2 separate regions of the Homo sapiens genome follow, and region 2 is linked to region 1. Evidence: chromatin contacts called from ENCODE Hi-C or POLR2A ChIA-PET data. All regions are on one chromosome and are shown on one strand. The core of a region is the stretch at or near the end of the contact, and the rest is flanking DNA. Distances in the headings are between cores, read along the strand shown. Region 1 overlaps GRB10 (growth factor receptor bound protein 10). Region 2 has its middle 230 kb from the start of GRB10.

The links. A loop is a pair of places that touch in the nucleus more often than their neighbours do. ChIA-PET counts read pairs that join two places held with the same protein, here RNA polymerase II (POLR2A).
Region 2: a map of dorsolateral prefrontal cortex shows a loop between it and region 1 (1.9-fold over the local background). The contact joins two enhancer-like sites. A Hi-C loop is called at or near these places in 1 of 168 maps with a recorded cell type or tissue (dorsolateral prefrontal cortex). POLR2A ChIA-PET finds 5 or more read pairs at or near these places in 1 of 52 experiments (naive thymus-derived CD4-positive, alpha-beta T cell).

What each region holds. Positions count from the first base shown.
Region 1 is chr7:50,607,048-50,612,808 of GRCh38, reverse strand. GRB10 (growth factor receptor bound protein 10) reads left to right here. Exons shown (of 19, transcript NM_001350814.2): 13 at 1-68. Among named protein-coding and RNA genes, the nearest start is that of DDC, 45 kb to the right of the region's middle. Within about 2 kb of position 1,993, at least 3 of the 41 ENCODE cell types and tissues checked have a DNase peak (open chromatin) inside an H3K27ac peak, as active enhancers do.
Region 2 is chr7:51,009,266-51,015,304 of GRCh38, reverse strand. No RefSeq gene overlaps it. Among named protein-coding and RNA genes, the nearest start is that of GRB10, 230 kb to the right of the region's middle. RefSeq lists enhancers at 1,923-2,423, 2,424-2,924, 5,124-5,625. Within about 2 kb of position 4,749, at least 3 of the 41 ENCODE cell types and tissues checked have a DNase peak (open chromatin) inside an H3K27ac peak, as active enhancers do.

The DNA.
Region 1 (5,761 bases), core at 744-3,243:
TGAGGTTGCTCTGTGCAGAGGACGAGCAAACCAGGACGTGCTGGATGACAGCGTTCAGACTCCTCAAGGTATGTGACATCTTGCGGTTTGTGTTGAGTGCACATCTCTTCGTGGAAAATTGGCCTCTGGACTTGATGTCTATTCTGGCAGGAAAATGCTCGTAACTTTTCCGCTGTTCTGTCACAATATTTTATTTATCAAATGTAGTTAAGCATCTTTCTAAACAAGATCTCAGGAGCTTTTAACAGAGGGCCTAATATTAAACAGGGTAGAGCTAGGTTTTCCGGACTCAGTACTACTGACATTTTGGGTAGAATAATTCTTTGTCGGGGGTCTGGGGGACATCCAAGCATTGCAGGCCACTTAGATGTGTGGCATACCTGGTCTCTGCCTGCTAGATGCCAGTCGCACGCCCGGCCAGTTGAGACAACCAAAAATGTCTCTAAATGTTGCCAAATGTGCCCTGAAGCCAGAGGATGGGGAATTGCCCCTGGTTGAGACCACTAGATTAGAAGAATAGGATTCGAAAAATCAGGACCAGGGAGAAAGGAAATAGTACATGAGGTGTTAATTATTTTCACGACTGAACCAACTCTCAGGTTCCCAAAAAGCCAGGGCCATGAAGTAAACATGATGAATTATACAGTTGACTGAAGCTCCTCAGCAGAGACAGTACCTCCTGACTGTAAGTTCTAAAGGAAATTTATCACGTGGTACTGCATATAGAGTAATGCCCTTGACAGCAATTTCATGCCAGTTGCCAGAGTGATTTCATAGGGCTGTTTACTGTAGTCACTTTGGATTTCCCACAGTGTTTCTGTGCACATATACCATATCCCACATGTCTGGAATTAAGTCTACAGAGTCCTTGTGAGTTGTAAGTTAGCTGGCCCAGGTGAGCTTGGCTAAAGTCCAGGGGTCTCCATAGGAGATGTTCGTTTAGTCAACTGGAGCCAATGGATACAATGGTCTAGGGATTTCTTTACAAAAACTCCCAGCCTTCGTTGAACTGTAGTGGCCTTTGAGCTGGTCCAGAGACTCAAGGTGAAGTCAATTAAGGAGATGGAGGAACTGAAGGAAGCATAGCTCAAAACTTTCCTGGAGGTGCTGCAGATCCAATTCTGAATGTAGTCCTGTTGTCCCATCCACTTGGCAGGTAGCATTTTGCACCCAGTAATCCACAGATTCCAGAGACATTAAGGATACATCCTAGTGCCATTTTTATAGGATGCTGGGGCCCAAACCAAAAGTTCCACAGATTGGCTTCCTGTATCTCTCTCCCAGAACCTTATTTTATGTTTTCACTGATTAAAAAAAGAATTATGGAAATCAAAACTTTACAAATTCATAATGGAAGAGGAAATGTCCATGTTAATACATCATAGATCATAGACCACTCCTGTGTAAGCCGGTTTTCAGTGTAAGGGTCATCAGTGGGAACTGGTCACATAGGTGACATCCATTGAGGGCAGTATTCTGCATGGACCTCCAGAAAGAATGAGATTGCTCTTTGTGTCCTGTTGCGGAAAAATTACTAACAATTAAAAAGCAAAGTACAGAACAGTATATAGAGAGAAGGCTACATTTGTGTGAAGGGAACAGGAAAAATTGGAATATTTGTATTTGATGGTATGCTCATGAACATTGTGTGAGCTGCAGGAGAGAAGAAAGAGGTTGCTTAGTAGGGAGAGGAGATGGGAGAGGCAGCTGTGCAGATAGGGGCAGCGGCCAGGGGTGATCTTTTGAAGCTGTCTGTATATGGTTGAAATTTTAATCTGCAAATGAATCATCTGTTTTGGAAAAGGCAAAAAAAAAAGGAAATGAAAAAGGAAAGTGGTAGTATACTCCAAGAAGCTATGAATTCTATTACTTTGGGTAATATATAATAAATCCAAGTATCAGGTTCTTAACCACTGTTTCTTGGGTGTCTCTCCTTTGTTGCGCTAACATAACGAGCCACAGGAAAGGATGTGGGCAGAGTGACTAATGCAAAACGAACTGACTTTATTGTTGTCAGTGTTAACAATGATGTGTTACATAATATTAAGATTTTTTTGAGCATTTGCTATGGGCCAGGCATTCTTTATCACTTTACTGTTTGTGACAGCTCAGTGACATGCATATTATCATCCTCATTTTGTGGATGACAAAACTGAGGCCCAAGCTGTAGCTGCCACGATGTGGCAGAGCAGGGTCAGAGCCCTGACATTCTGGCCCCAGAACCCCTTTCCTCACTACCATGCTTTGCTGCCCTCCCTAGAGCCACCTGGAAGCTGCCGTGAGTTCTGAATGCATTCCTCTTGTCCCAGCCACTTTGCAGGGAAGCACTTTGCATCCAGTGATACACGGATTCTAGAGTCATTAAGGATACGTCTTAGGTACTATTCTTATAGGAGGCTGGGGAGCCAGACCTGACAGGAAGGTGGCAGTGATGGCCTCGGGGCCGGTCTCAAGTGGAGTGCAAGTGATGTGTTTCTGCCCCAAATAGCCATAGGATTGTAATGCAATCGAAACGCCATTTGAGTGTTGTCGGCACTGATTCATTGCCCACTATACAGAAATGATAACCGGGATAGAGTTAGGGACAGTGGGGAGGTAACTCTTTATGACTCCAGGGTCTCCATGTTGACATTCATTCTAAAACAAGGCATCCCGTGTGTGTGCTCTGCCTTCCTCCAGAGGAGGACACAGGACACCGGATCCCCTTTTAGAGGATAAGAGGGTCTGAGGGCTGAAGTTGACAGGGCCCTTTTACCATCTACTACAAACAGCATCTTCATATCAACCATGGAAAGGCAGAGCTGGGTTGTTATTTTGAATTAACCTAGGACCTTCTTACATCTTTACCTACACAGATACACTTTCTTGAAAAAAATGAATAAATCTTATAACTTGGGTCTACATAGGAGAAAGCTGGCATGGCTTTACTTAGCTTTTCAGAAAGATGCTCTTAGTAGCGCCAGCAGATAATCTTTTGTCTCATTTCTTCCTGTTACATTGTTTGTTAGGTAATTTCTTGGAAGCTGTAGGAGCTGTGTGAATAGTATTAAAACTTTGCAACAATTATTTATTGCCATCTTTCCTCCTCCCTCTGTCTTCTAGAAGTCTCTTAATCTACTGTAGAAACTCATCCCCAAGAGGGAGGTCTTGCCTCATCCACACAAGAGTCCCTAGTACTGATTGCTTTGGTTTTACATGACCTGACATTGAAAAGGCAATGAACGCAGCATTAAACCTTTGCAACAATTATTTATTACCATTTAATCTTTTCTGTCTACACACACCCATATATGTAAATATATACATGCAAACATGTGAATAAAATAAAATGTGTATGTTATTAGGTACCCAAAATTGAGAATATTTGTATCTTCCTGGTATGTCAATTCTAAGACATTATAAAATATGCTTTATTAGCAATGCTCCTTGCCCCAGAGTCTAATCTGGCACATATTAATTTATTTAATGATTTTTACCTCAGCTTTGCTTCATTACACAGTTTTTCTTGGACCATCTTTTTTCTACTTTTCTGGGTCCTTATGTTTAAGGAATATCTCTTATAATCACAATGTAACTATTTTACTTTGATAATCTTTATCTTTTAACCAAAATATTTACTGTGATTTAATTGTATTATTTAGTGTGATAATCATATTTGTATTTGAACCTGCCATTTGCAGTTTTTTCCAGGTTGTCCCACCTCTCTTGTATTCCTTTTCTCTTAATTTTTTAGATTTATTAAGTATATTTATGTTTTTCCCTCTGTTAACCCAATACGTACATGTACATTTACTATTTTCTCCTGGTTACCCTAGATATCACATCTTTTTTTTTTTTTTTTTTTGAGTCAGGGTCTCACCCTGCCTCCCAGGCTGGAGTACGGTGGCATGAGCTCATCTCACTGTAGCCTCAACCTCCCGGGCTCAAACCATCTTCCCACCTCAGCCTCCTGAGTAGCTGGGACTACAGGCATGCACTTCCATGCCCAGCTAATTTTTGTATTTTTTATAGAGACAGGGTTTTGCCATGTTGCCTAGGCTGGTCACAAACTCCTGGACTCAAGCAATCTGCCTGCCTTGGCCTCCCAAAGTACTGGGATTACAGGCGTGAACCACCGCGCCCGGCCTAACATGCCCCTTGAACTTATTAAAATCTTTTATAATGTAGTACATTTACTGACTGCTTTCAGGCAGGCATGAGGACCTTTCACTCCATTTGCTCCATTGTCCCTTTTGAAGGATTCTTGTCATATATATAAAACCTCTTAAGACATAATGTTATTGTTTTATATACTCTTTAATCACCTACATCTTTGCACTTTAATATTTCCTAAATTTGCATTCTTCTCTCTGGGACTAGAAGACCTCAGCTTAGCGGTTCTTTTCATGTGGGCCTGAGAAATTTTCTCACTTTTTGTTTCACTTTCATTCTTGAAGGAACGTTTCACTGGTTATAGGATGCAAGGTTAGCGGTTATTCTCTTCTGCATCTTCCCACTGCATTGTCTTCTGAATCTTATAATTTATGTAAAAACATTAGTTGTCTGTCTTCCCATTGCTTCTGTGAAAATAATGCACGTTTTCCTCTGGTTGTTTTTGACATTTTCTTTGTGTCTGTTTCTCAGCAATTTTTCCATGATATATGCTCGGAGCGGGCTTACTTATCCTACACCCTGAATCTGTAGCTTGACGTCTTTTTGTCAACTTTGGAAAGTTTTTGGCATTATCTCATCAAATATTTCCCCTGACCTGTTCTTGCTCTTCTCTTGCTGGAGTGCAGTCGTTCCTGTATTAGACCTTTGCATCATGTTCTAGGTATTTTTATCTTAGAAATGAGTATGTGCCATGAGACCTAGAGCCAGAACTGAGCTTAGATCCCATGAAAGAAGAGCTGTCCCACTTGATGACTTCACTTCCTGTTTCTGACTCTTTCTTCTTCTCCACATGGTTGGAATGTGTGATTTGGGTGTGTAGGTTGGGATGCTGGATGTGTATGAGACTTTGCAGGGCCCTGAGTCCTCATTGCCAGGATCAGAAAGTGCAGACTACTGAGCCAGTTAGGTGGCAAGCCTCAGCTAGGGAGGGCACTGGGTCTGGAACAGGTCGTGTACGTTCAAAGTCGTGACTGCGGGCAGCTTGCCTCATTCCTCTGTGCTTCAGTTCTGTGCTCTGTAACATGGGGATAATTATAGTGTACAGCTCATAAAATGGAGAGGATTAAATGAAATAACATAAAGCACTTAGACACATAGTGTCTTAGACATATTGAGCCCATAGTGGCACTCAATAAGATTACTTGCTCTTGATGTTATTATGTTTGTCACTGTCCCGCTTATTCCAAAACCAGTCAGCTCTTCCCTCCTGAGGGGCCACAGTAGCAGCAGCACTGAGGCATGCACCATATTGAATGTGAAGTTGAATGATTTGAACTGTGCAGGTCCACTTAGAGATTTTTTTATATATATTAATCTATTATATAAAGTTAAAATTTATCAAAACTGAATGCATGCAAACACAGACTGTATATGGCACCATTTGTAGTCAAGAGATGTAAACAAACAAAGATGCGGATTACCTCAGAACTGCATAAAATTAACTATAGTCCCTGCTGTATTACTCTCATAATTTTGTAGCCACCTCCTGTTGCTAGTACAGTGAACTCAGATGTTGGACATATCCATTTAGAAACCCACCTTGTGTTGCTAATTATCTCCCCATGAGCAGGTCCTCTCTCCAATAAATTGCATGTTGTAGTAAAAAAAT
Region 2 (6,039 bases), core at 3,500-5,999, 400 kb before region 1:
TGATGTTCTTAGTGTTGAAACATGCTTCTGTGACTCTGGATTGCCTACAGAGTTAAGTCTAAACCACTCACCTACAGGACTCTTAGTGCCTAGATCCACACTGCCTACACACACAGACACTACCCGCATCCCACGTCCCCGGCCCCCGCCCCCATGTCCCGTATCAACATCAAGCCACCACCAAGTTCCTGAATGCACCCGGGAGCTCCTCTGTGCCCCCGTCGCATTAACATGCCAGAGATGTCAGCACCACCCCTGCCCACTCGCATAGACCAGAAGTGCCAACCCTGTCCTCGAGACGCAGTCCTCTGTGTGTCTCCGTCACAGTCAAGGTCAAGCCCTCCTTGCTGCTCCCTCTGCGCCCACGTCTGCCTCTGTTCCCTCTGCCTGACCCCCACGTTATCTTCCCATCTGGGGCTCACACCTGCCTTTCTGATTATAGCCAGGAGCCGGGGCAGCATGCAGCTCTGAACTTTCCAGGCCAAGTTCCCAGGAAAAGGCCTGGTCATGTTGGTTATCCCAGCATATTATTACTGGCATTCTCTCCTTCCCAAAATGTCCCAGTTTAGGTCATAAATCCTATGGTATTTTTATTGTCTGGCTCAGGTGAGGTATTCAGTAAATGTTCAATGAAAGGGTGAATATCCGAGGGGAAGCAGCAGGGGGAATCTGGCCTGGTCCGGACTTCACATTTTCTCCCTGCCTCTATATTACACATTACACCCAGAAGGGAGCACACGTGGGTCCTTCCAGGCCTCCCACCAGGCTGTGGAGAACCTCCCCAATGGGTCTAGTTTCCGAAACCTGCTGATTGTCCTGAGGCAGGACCTGGATCATGCCTCCTGCCCTGGTCTAGACAGGGCGGGTGCATGTGCAGTCTGCCTGAGAATCCCACACTGCCTCTTGGACACTGGTGCTGTAATGTCCTCCTGCTCTAGGCATCTCTGCGTAGCGTCAGACTATCCTTTCTGTGCTGACAGTCCCCACACTTAGCCCTGGGCAGCTTTTCACTGAAGCTCCTGATCTCAAATTTTAGTTACCTACAGAATCTCTCCCTCGCATGCCCGGCCAACTCGCAGTGCCTCGCCTGAGCAGTAGTTGCACCCTGCCCCACTGCCCGCACCAGCGGGGACGGCCTTCCTTGGTGGCCATTCAGGCAGGAGGAAGGAGGAAGCAGCTCCCCCATCTCCACGGGCATCTCCCGCAGCCATCAGGCGTCTGCTGCTTCCACTCCGTGGCCTCTCTTGTCACCGTCCTAACAGTGTGGCCTCTGACCTGTTCCCCTCTTCCTTACACTGACCTCAGAGCTAACCAAGCGCCAGAGCCTTCCCAGACCCGAGCTCACTGAGGGCAGCTCACCGTGCTCAGGTGAGGAGTCGGGGAGCGATAGGGGACCCAGTGCTGAGCCATGGGGCAAGCTGACCTTTATCATCCTGACTTCAGCGTCAGATTTCTCAACTGGTTTGGAACTTAAAAGGAACAAAAGTGTCATCACATCAGTTAACAAGGGAGAAAGAAAAGAAAAGGGGCAAAGAGAAAGACCAATACGACCACCGAACCCAAAGCCCAGCAGGGCCGTCCTCCCAGCCCGCAAGTCCACCGCTGTGTTCACCCCTTCTTATCTCGACCCTGTGGGGGACGAGGGGAGGAGGCAGACTGAGTGCATGACGCCAAGTTGGCCCTGGACAGGTCCCGTGGCAGCTCCCACTCACTTGTTTCAGGAGCCTTTCGACACACAGCGACATCACCAGAGTGCAGTTCTGAAATCTAACAAATCGGGAAGCTTCCTCCGGGATGGCGGCACGGGGAGAGCAAGGACAGGGAGGGAAGAGGGGCATCCAAGAAGGCTGCCCTTCCCTGCTTCACTCCCCACATCTTCCTGACTCCTGTGCTGTGTAAGGGAGCTTTCCAGGGCCCAAACACCTCCGCAGATTGGGTTGCAGCCATGGTTGCTCCTCGTTTGATGTACTATGTGGGGATGTGGCATCTGGGCACAGGTGTGCCTGCTCCTGTGGACTTGGATTTAGAGCACTGACTGATCCCAGCTTTTGCCCCAGACTAATGGGCTTTATTGGAGTGGAGATCTATGGATGCTTTTCTTACTCTTAAGAATTTTATTTTTTCCTATCACAAAGAACCATACTGTAACCGGGGAGGGGACTGGACTGGCTTCTGGGAGGCAGGAGGGAGGGCTGGGAAGATCCAGGCAGGGGACAGCATGCGGGATTTGGACAGTGGCTATCTAGGAAATGAGGGGAGGCTGAGCCCTGTCTGCGTGTGGCAGGGTGTGGTGTCCACTTGCTTGATTGGGAAGGAAGGGGACGGGGCAGATGGGAGGTTTCCAGCAGTCTGAGGCACCAGGCTGTACCGCTGGCCCTGACAGGGCATGGAGGCTGGGGCTGCAGTTGTCTTTGGTGTGCTGTTCTCAGGCAGATCCTCCTCAGCTCCCAGAGGCACCTCCCAAGGGGCTGAACATCAAGCATAGCAAAGCCTCCCTCTGCCACCCATCTCCTAACAGGTGCCATGGAGCTCTCCACGGGACATCTATGGCACCAGGTCCTACAAATGGGAGCCAGGGCCAACGTCACCACCCCCTTCTCTGTAGTCCAGTGCCAGGAGGCAGGCACTGGGCCCTGGCCTGATGGTGATGCCAGCAGCCAGCAGGATCCAAATAAGAGATGTGGACCTGATGGGGATGTCCCAGTGGGAGGGCCACCCGCAGCCTTGGGGTAAAGTGCTTCAGGGACTGAAGCAACCTTGCCTTTCCGTTGTCACCAAAGGTCTCCTTCCTTTCCTTCCTTCCTTTCTCTGTCTTCCTTCCTCTCCCTCCTTTGCTTCCTCTCTTTCCCTTCTTTCCACCTTCCCTTCTTCCCTTCTGTTCCTCCTCCCTTCCTTCCCTCCTTCCTTCCTTTTGTCTTTTCTTCCAACCAACACTAAGAGAGCTTCTCTAAGCCAGACCCTGTGATGAGTGCTAGGGGGAAATTACAAATTAATTTAGTCTCTGCCTTCCAATAAGCCCACTAGTAGAGGGGCCACATGGCATTGGCCAATCACGGTGAGTGAGCCTGGTGTCCCAAGAGAGGGGAGACACAGGGGAGAGGCAGGGAATTCTTCCAGAGGAGGGGCTGGGCAGAAGCTGTGAGCTGATGAGCGTGGAAGAGTCCAGTCATTCTCAGCAGGGTGAAAGAGCAGTGGCAGCCAGCCAGGCAGAGGAGCAATACCTGAAAATGTCCAGAGGCCGGGAACACATGCCAGGACCTTTCAGGGGTGTGCTCCTGGGGGAACGCAGGGTGATTCCGTGCCATGTTATTTCCACCACTGAGACAGGCCCAGGATGGAGATTGTCACCTGGAAATCCAGAAGTTTCACTGAAGATGCAAAGGTGTTCAAAGCTGAAGAGTCAGGAAGTGATGAACTTGGCTCCTGCTCATGAGTGATTAGGCCAAGCGCCCAACCGGGGCTCTGGTTAAGTAAGAACAGGGGGAAGTAGCTCCTGCAGGGCTGGCTGGAGCCCACTCTCATTCCTAAAGGAAAAAGCCATGTGTTACAGTGGTTGCACTCAATTTCCAGACCCTTCATATAGATGCAGAGACCTTGAGGAGCATAAGTGAGGTACAAAGGTGAAATTCTCAGCCCGTTGCTGTCCATGCATTGCTGTCCCACCCATGTCCTTAGCAGGGGCTCTCTGGGTCTCCTGAGGACAGGGTCGGTGGCTTCTGCCCAAGCCCCACCCTTACACACAGACCCCCTGCTTCCTCCCCTGGCATCTGGGTACCCCACACTGCAGACTGTGTGGTGGGCCAGCCCTGATGGAGAGACCCGCCCAGGAAAGCAAAGGGCTAGCAAGGCACGCGGTGAGTTGGTGGCAAGACTGTGGCTTCAGTTGGTGCCTCTCCACTCAACTTGGAAAACACCGAGCTATGTGTGTTTCCCCAGACACACCATGTGGACTCTTCCATGCTTTGCACTAGAACTCCTATTCATCCTCCAAAGCCCAGCCACGTCCCATGGGAGACCAGGCATCCTCATGCCGCTGCCCTGTGGAAGGTGGCACCTCAGGTTGCTGTGGCACCTCAGGTTGCTGTGGCCACTGCACACTAGAATCCACGGGCTTCTGTGACTTGGCACTCTGGGGCCAGGTCTCACTCACGTGGGGCCTTTAGGCCTAGGAACACAGTGCTAGCACTATATGTGTTTTATGAAGGGAACTGAGCAGGCTGCAACATGACCTGAGGCAGATTCTGATGGAGCAGAGGGCAGACGGTTCCAGACCATGGGGCCTGGCACGATGTGAGTGGAGGGGAAGGCGGATGTGCGGCACCAGAACAGGGAAGGGTCAGACAGAAGATGGCCTTGGGCTGTCAGAACTCAGCAGAAGGACCAAAGTGCCAGGGACCAACTGCCAGGGTTCCAGGAGGCTGAGAAGGGTTCAAAGAGGATGTACAAGAAGGGCTCCAAGTCGAGCATCCCCACCCCAGTCCTGTCCCAGAGCCTCTGATGGGCTCAGGAAGTCAAGGCTCCTTCCTCCCATCTGACAGCGTCATTACTAAGGAAGGCGGGGACTGATTTTTCTATTTTCCTGCACTACGCCCATTTCCTAATCTGCAGCTGGACCCCGTGGCCAGGGCAGTGGCAGTTTGGTCTCTGTTGTGGATTTCTAGAACAGCACCTCATTCCTAAGAAGTCAGCTTGAAAAGGAGTTTCCTGGCACAGGTTGTCATCATGCAGCTGCTCCCATGCCTCTACGGGGGACTGCGGGAGAAGCTGCATCCCCAGGCTGCCGCTCACCCTCTTGACCAAAGCCCAGGTGGGTCGGCCCAGCAGTGGCCCTCCCCATGCCTTGCCAAGCCTTGAGGCAGTGAAATGGATCAACCCCACAGCCCCTGCCTCAGGTAGAAAGCTCCGAAATGACCCACTCATCCCATGACTAATGAGCACATGCCCGATTGTGGGGAGAAACAGAGCCCTCATATGAGGTATCTCAGAGGACCTGGACAGACTCCAAATTGCAGTGAAGGGGGGTGGCCAGGGCGGGAGAGTGGAGTCATTGGCGGGTGTCCAGTCAAAGGGCACAGCAGGCCAAACTCCAGGCCTGGGCAGGGAGGCTGAAAGCAAGGAGAGCATCGGGAGCCGTGAGGTGGGCGCTCAGAGTGAGGGAGCAGACAAGCAGCTCGGAAGGACCTGTGAGCAGTGAGGCCGCTGGACCTCCAGGACACCCACAGCATGGAGGGAGAGTCACGGGCGCGCCAGAAAGGCTCTGGCCTGGAAATCCCATCAGAGTTTTCATCCCGAATAGTGCATGTCCTACAGCAAACGAGCCTGCCGTGAAGAGCTCCTGTCCCCAAGCTGTGATGTAGGCAGGACATTCACCACCCCAGATTGCCCTGTGGCTGGCTAGATCCTGGATGACAGAGCAAAGCAAGACCAAAGGCCGAGTGGCTGCTCACTGAAGGCTTGTTTTCCAAGTGCTGAGAACAGTGGAATTTTACAACTCCTTCCTGCCCTGAGGGTCTACCTGCCTGTGTGGCATCCTTGTCCATACTAGGGCAAGAGGGCAGGTAGCAGGAGCCACCTCTTCTTCTCCTTCTCCTCTTCTGAGTTTACTTTGCCTTTTTTTTTTTTTTTTTTGGAGACAGAGCCTTGCTCTGTCACCCAGGCTGGAGAGCAGTGGCGCAATCTCAGCTCACTGGAACCTCCGCCTCCCAGGCTCAAGCGATTCTCCTGCCTCAGCCTCCCGAGTAGCTGCATTTTTATCTTCCCTTATATAAATCAGAACCACATGAGTAGTTAACCTCAACAGGCCAGACAACTGGGATTCCTAAAAGTTCTGATGATTCAGCCAAGTGGAGTTCACAAGCCATTCCTGGGACAATGCCAAGACACTGGTCCACGCGCTCACATACGTGGTCTCCTAACATCTGCTTTCCCCATTTTATAGCTGAGCAAGAGGCCCCAAGACATGTAGTTACTTGTCCGTGGTCACACAGCTGTGTTCCCCTCACACTGGTGTGGCCCCAAATCTCACTCTCCCCTCATGGT